Regions from separate parts of the Mus musculus genome. Here region 2 is linked to region 1. A link is a loop called in an ENCODE intact Hi-C map of the cell type or tissue named here. Cell type or tissue: left cerebral cortex. All regions are shown on one strand. Links, peaks and the distances in the headings refer to the core of each region. The heading gives the core; the rest is flanking DNA. Region 1 has its middle 23 kb from the start of Gm23532. Region 2 has its middle 9.8 kb from the start of 5033403H07Rik.

Region 1 (2,919 bases), core at 235-2,734:
GGCGTAAGCATTTCCATTTTACTGACCACAGTTGGAGCATGGGGAAAAAAGCGACTTCTCAGATCATTTGACATAGCTAGCACCATCCGATAACTCAGCAAAACAGGAGGCGAGCAACATAAAAGAGGAAGAGAGAAAACTGTAATCCAATGTGCTCATGAGCTCAGATGCAAATATCCTAGGTAAACCATGAATTGGATTTCAATGTTATTTCAATTATAAATATCAATATAAAAATACTCATCACTCTTCATTCGGAAGCCCCCAAGATAGTTCAACATGGGGAAACCTAGCAATAAAATCCTTTTCAGTAAAACATTTATGGAGAAAAATTTTGGTTATCAGAATAAATCATAAAGAGATACTTAATGAAATTTAATACCAACAGCTGATTTTAAAATCTAAGCAAGTCCTGAAAAGAATCTATTTTAATCTCAGACAGGGTATCTTGAAAGAGTCGATCCAAAATATCTCATTAATGGTGTAATACCAAAAGTTTAAAATGTATTCCACTGAAGTCAGGGGTAATACAAGCATACCCACTGCTACCATAGATATTCAATGTGCTGAAATCTAGTTACAGGAAGAGAGAACTGAAGGCACATGGGAGGGGCTGACAAGATGGCTCAGCGGGTAAGAGCACTGACTGCTCTTCCAAAGGTTCTGAGTTCAAATCCCAGCAACCACATTGTGGCTCACAACCACCCGTAATGAGATCTGACACCCTCTTCTGGTGCATCTGAAGTCAGCTACAGTGTATTTATGTATAATAATAAATAAATCTTTGGGCTGGAGCAAGCAGGGACTGAGTGAGCAGAGTTGACTGGAGCGAGTAGAGGTCCTAAATTCAATTCCCAGCAACTACATGAAGGCTCACAACCATCTGTACCGCTACAGTGTACTCACATACATAAAATAAATAAATCGTTAGAAAGAAAGTAAAACAAACAAGCAAACAAACGAAAAACAAAGCAAGCAAGGGAAGAGATACAGATAAAGTGATTATTTCTAAGATTCCAAGGTAGTGGACTTTAAAGAGTCCATTCAAACTAGTGAGTGTCGGAGCTGCGGGTAGCTCTGCAGTGGAACACCTGTCCAATATGAGCAGAGCCCTACGTTTGATCTCAGCACTCTAATTAGTGAACACCTTCTCTTTCTTGTTTCCTTTAAAATATTTTTATTAAAAATTTTATACTTTTTATCACATTTCCCCTCCCCCAACACCTCCCTACCCCTTTTTTGTTCTCTCTCTCTCTCTCTAACAGGAAAAACAAAACAAAAAATCAAAGCAAACGCACTATAAAGAAAATCAATAGGACAAAACAACAACAACAACAAAAACAAAAGTGCAGCAAAACAAAACAAAACACGGTGTCTGTTTTGTGTTAGCCAACTTTCCCTGCAGCTATGCTCTGAATCTGACTGATATACCAGTAAGTGATCTTCATCATTGGAAACTACAGATTTTTTCCCCCAGCATGTGTTAGTTGGAAAGAGCTTCTTGGTTAGGGGCGGGGCTTTGCATTCACTTCCCGGTATCAATGCTGGGATTTTTGTCTGACTTAAACCTACATCGTGGTGCAGGTTCTGTGTGTGCTGTCACAGTTTCTGTGAGTCATATTGCATCGGTCCTGCTATGTCTAGAAGATTCTGTTTCCTTGGAGTCATCCTCCACCTCCAGCACTTAGAATCTTTCCGACTCCTCTGCGGCATAGACCCCTGAGCCTTAGGGGAGGGGCTTGAGGAAGACCTCCAGTTTAGAACCAGAGAGCTGCCCACTGCCCACTTGTGGATCTTTGTTTTAATTTGTGTTCTGCAAGAAGCTTGTCCGATGAGAGTTGAGTGACTTAATTCCAGCGCTGGGAGGCTGAGGCAGAAACGTCTTCTGTGAGGCTTGCCTGGGTCATATAGTGAGATTGTGTTTAAGGAAAAATAGAAAACTAAACAAAGAAACCCCCTCAAAATCTTGAGCAGGCGCTAGAGAGATTACACTGGGTGAAAGTGCCCACTGCCGAGCCTGATAATATACCTTGGTTTCTGGGATCCACATGGTGGAAGGAGAGAGCCGACAGCTGTCCTCTGATCCCACATGTGTGTGTCTGCAAGACCCGGCTCTCTCAAACCCCATAAGTAAATACATATGAAAACATGGGGAGGAGTTTGGGGCTGGAGAGATGGCATAATGATTCAGAGCTCTCGTTGCTCTTGTAGAGGACTCAAGATCAGTTCCCAGTACCCACTTGGAGGCTCACAGCTGGCTGTAACTCCAATCCCAGGGGATCCGATGCCAGGCATATGTGTAGCACAATCCCTACCTGCAGGCAAATCATTCATACACATAAAGTAGATTTAATAAGAAAAAAAAAACCTGAAATCTTGGGCAGACAACTCAGGGTATATTTATTTAAAATTTGTAAATTATAGCCAGGCAGTGGTGGCCCAACACTTGGGAGGCAGAAGATCTCTGAGTTTGAGGCCAGCCTGGTCTGTATAGTGAGTTCCAGGACAGCTAGGGTTACACAGAGAATATCTGTTCTTCCTCCTAAAATTGTAAATTATCCAATCAAGCTATATTGTATGCACACATGCAAATGTCACAATGCTCCCTAATGTTTTATATAGTCAGTATTGCTAATAAAGATTTTAATATAAGTTGTAATTATGTGTAAGGTATAGAATTGGAGAACAGTGGATATAAGTTCTGTAGGCAGGTCATGGGGTTTGAATCTCAGCTCTGCCACTGGTCAGTTGTGCAGTGTGGGTGGATCTCTAGATCTCTCTGTTGCTGTAGGTGGTTGTGGGGGTGAGACAGATGACACATACAAGCTCTCAGAATGCTGCCTGGCACGGAGTAAGAACACCTTAACATTACTCACTATTTTGGCTGCTGCACAAGAAGATATGTACAGTGTAAAAATA
Region 2 (2,919 bases), core at 106-2,605, 66 kb after region 1:
AAGTCAAGTTAGGATGATAGGAAGGTGCAGTCCATGAAGGGTGTAGTACCATACAGTAGTATTGCCAGCACTTCCAGAAGCAGTGGCAGGAAGATGAAGAGTTTGAAGTCAGCTGGGTTGCATAGGATGATTCTGTCTCCAAACTCAAATATAAACAAATATGTAAGTAAGTAAATAGCCAGGCATGTGGCTCGTGCCTGTAATTTCAGCACTGGGGCAGAGGCAGTAGAATTATAACAAGTTTGAGGCTAGCCTTGGGTCACAGAATGAATTCCAGGCTGGCCTTGGCTACCCAGTGAGACCTTGTCTAAAAAAAAAAAAAAAAAACCAAAGGAGCAGACAAACAGCAACAAATAGGAGCCGGTGAAGCAGTTCACAGTAGATGAAGTGTTTACAAGAGTTTGGATCCCCAAAGTCAACTGAGAGTCAGGTGGGCTTAGTAGCCCATATGTATTCCCAGTGCTTGGGGGTCTCTGGGCATACTGACTAGCTAAACTAGCAGGATCACTGAGCTGATTCAGTGAGAGACTCTGATTCAGTTAAGAAAGGAAGGAAGGAAGGAAGGAAGGAAGGAAGGAAGGAAGGAGAAGGAAAGAAGGAAGAGAGAAAGAAATGCTTCTTATAATCTTGAAAGCTCCACATATCTCACCATTTCCCAAATCCTTGATAAGCCTGGGATAGCTTTGGCTGTCCTAGAACTCTCTCTGTGGGGATAGCCTTGGCTGTCTTGGAACTCACTCTGTGGACCAGGTTGGCCTCAGAATCAGAGATTTGCCTGCCTCTCGACCTCCCGAGTACTGGGATTAAAAGCATGTGCTATTCTGCCCAGCTTTTCCCTTTCTTTTTGTTTTAAAAATTTTTATGTTTATGAATGCTTTGCCTGCATGTATGTCTGTCCACCGTGTGTGTGCAGTGCCTGTGGACACCAGAAGTGGTCATCAGATCACCGAGGGCTGCATTTACAGACAGTTGTGAACTTCCGTGTAGGTGCTAAGAATTAGTACCCATATCCTCTGGAAGAGCAGCCCTGAGCCATCCTTCCAGCCTCTTTAACTGCCCATGGCTGCACCCTGCTGATGAAATTGAATCATCCTGGAGTGGACGGTGCAGCCTCTCCTGTGCTTCCAGTGGGCAATGCAGCTAAGTGTTACTGTTTTAGATTTATGTGCTTATTTTATTAGTTGCATGGGTGTTTTGCCTGCATGTGTGTTTATGTGTATCACATGAACTTCTCATGCCCATAGAGGTCATAAGAAGGCATTGGATCCCCTGCATCTGGGGTTACAGCACCATGTGGGTGCTGAGAGTCAAACCCAGGTCCTCTGGAAGTGCACTTAAGTGCTCTTAACCACTGAGCCATTGCTCCAGCCTCCAGAGAGTTACTGTGAGGATTTAGATACATCCTGTCCCAAAAGTGTTGGTGTAAATGCTGATTCTTGAGCCCCATCTGTGGCCCACTGAGTCCCAGTTTGCATCTTAGCATGGTCTCAGACTGAAATGCACTAAGATTTCGGCTCACCTGAATCCCGAATCTCGAATTGCCTTTGGGCCCCTAGACTGTTGCTAACATTTCTATAGTGACCTACACTGAGGACTCTAGACTTTTGAAATGCTCTTATTTGTACTTTATCTTTTAACTTTTAACCTCAATGTGCCTGTGAGGTGGGCTTACTGGGAGCCTCGTTCTAGCAAGTGCAGTTAGCTCTGTTTCACCTACCAGATGCTGACCTACCATAGAGATGCTGCACTCCCGTAATCCCAGAACTTGGGGTGGAGATGGGATCATCAGAAGTTCAAGGCCGTCTTTGGCTCTTGAATGAGCTTGAGGCTAACCTCAGCTACATGACACACTGTCTCAGAAACAGAAGCAGGACAGGGCAGTTTGGCAGGTAAAAGGCTTTGCCTGTGAGGCTTACAAGAGAGTTTCAGGACCCGGATGAACACACACAGAGCCTGTCTTCTCCCTGCCTGCAGAATCAGTTTTCCATGAACACACCTCACGTGAGCGAGCAGATTGGTTTCTCCTCTTCCTTGCACCAGTGTACTCTGATGACGCATACCCCAGCTGGAAACCGGAAACCCAGAATTTGGACATGGAAAGATTTTTTTTTTTCCTGGTACCAGGTAACATGAGCCAAACAGCTTATATATAAAATTTGGCAGAAAGAGCATAGATAGCACATTCTGGGAAAGGTGGAAGTAGATGATCTTGGCTTCAAAACTGAGCCTGTGCCCACGCTGTAGGCACACAGCTCATGTGATCTGATAAAAATAGCAATCTGCTGAGAGAAGGCAGCTGATGGCAATCTAAAGCACCAGGGTATAAATTAGTGTCAGCTACCTGTTCAGCCATGCATTTGTCACGGAAGTGATTTGATTCCTCTGTTCTGTGCCGGGCGGTGGTAAATGTGCAAAATTACCCCTGGGAATTCAGGTTGCTCCAATCTTGTAGGGACACAGACTGGGGAAAAGAGGCTGGGCTGCTGTATACATTTGGTTAGGGTGAGTAGGAGGTACAGCAGGGCTGAGGAAGGGTAGAAGAGGAAGGTGAGAGGGATGAGTGTCATAGCACTCATGAAAACTGGGGAGAGGGTGAAAAATGACATCCTGTGCGCCGGGCAGTAGCAGCACACATCTTTAATCCCATCACTCAGGAGGCAGGGGCTGGTAGATCTCTGAGTCTGAGGTCAGCCTGGTCTACATAGTGAGTTTCAGGACAACCCAGGCTATACAGAGAAACCTTGTCTTGAAACAACAACAACAATAACAACAACAACAACAACAACACCAACAACAAAGGCCTGTCATTTTTCACCCTCTCTCACCCTGGAGTTTGTGGAAAGTAGGGTTCTAGGTCCAGACAGCAGACATTTATCCATGCTTTTCCTGATGCCAGTTTGTTCATCTAGCTCAGGCCAC

The links. A loop is a pair of places that touch in the nucleus more often than their neighbours do. Peaks named below come from ENCODE experiments on the same cell type or tissue, not always from the same donor. Only the 100,000 strongest peaks of a DNase experiment are listed, where the experiment ranks them.
Region 2: a loop joins it to region 1, with 3 times the contacts of the local background. A loop is called at or near these places in 1 of 42 quality-filtered maps.

The regions. Positions count from the first base shown.
Region 1 is chr5:52,935,016-52,937,934 of GRCm38, forward strand. No RefSeq gene overlaps it. Among named protein-coding and RNA genes, the nearest start is that of Gm23532, 23 kb to the right of the region's middle. In left cerebral cortex, for the core only: no CTCF peak of the experiment used is centred there; a DNase peak (open chromatin) is centred at 1,631.
Region 2 is chr5:53,000,662-53,003,580 of GRCm38, forward strand. No RefSeq gene overlaps it. Among named protein-coding and RNA genes, the nearest start is that of 5033403H07Rik, 9.8 kb to the left of the region's middle. In left cerebral cortex, for the core only: no CTCF peak of the experiment used is centred there; DNase peaks (open chromatin) are centred at 1,085 and 2,186; H3K27ac peaks cover 963 bases.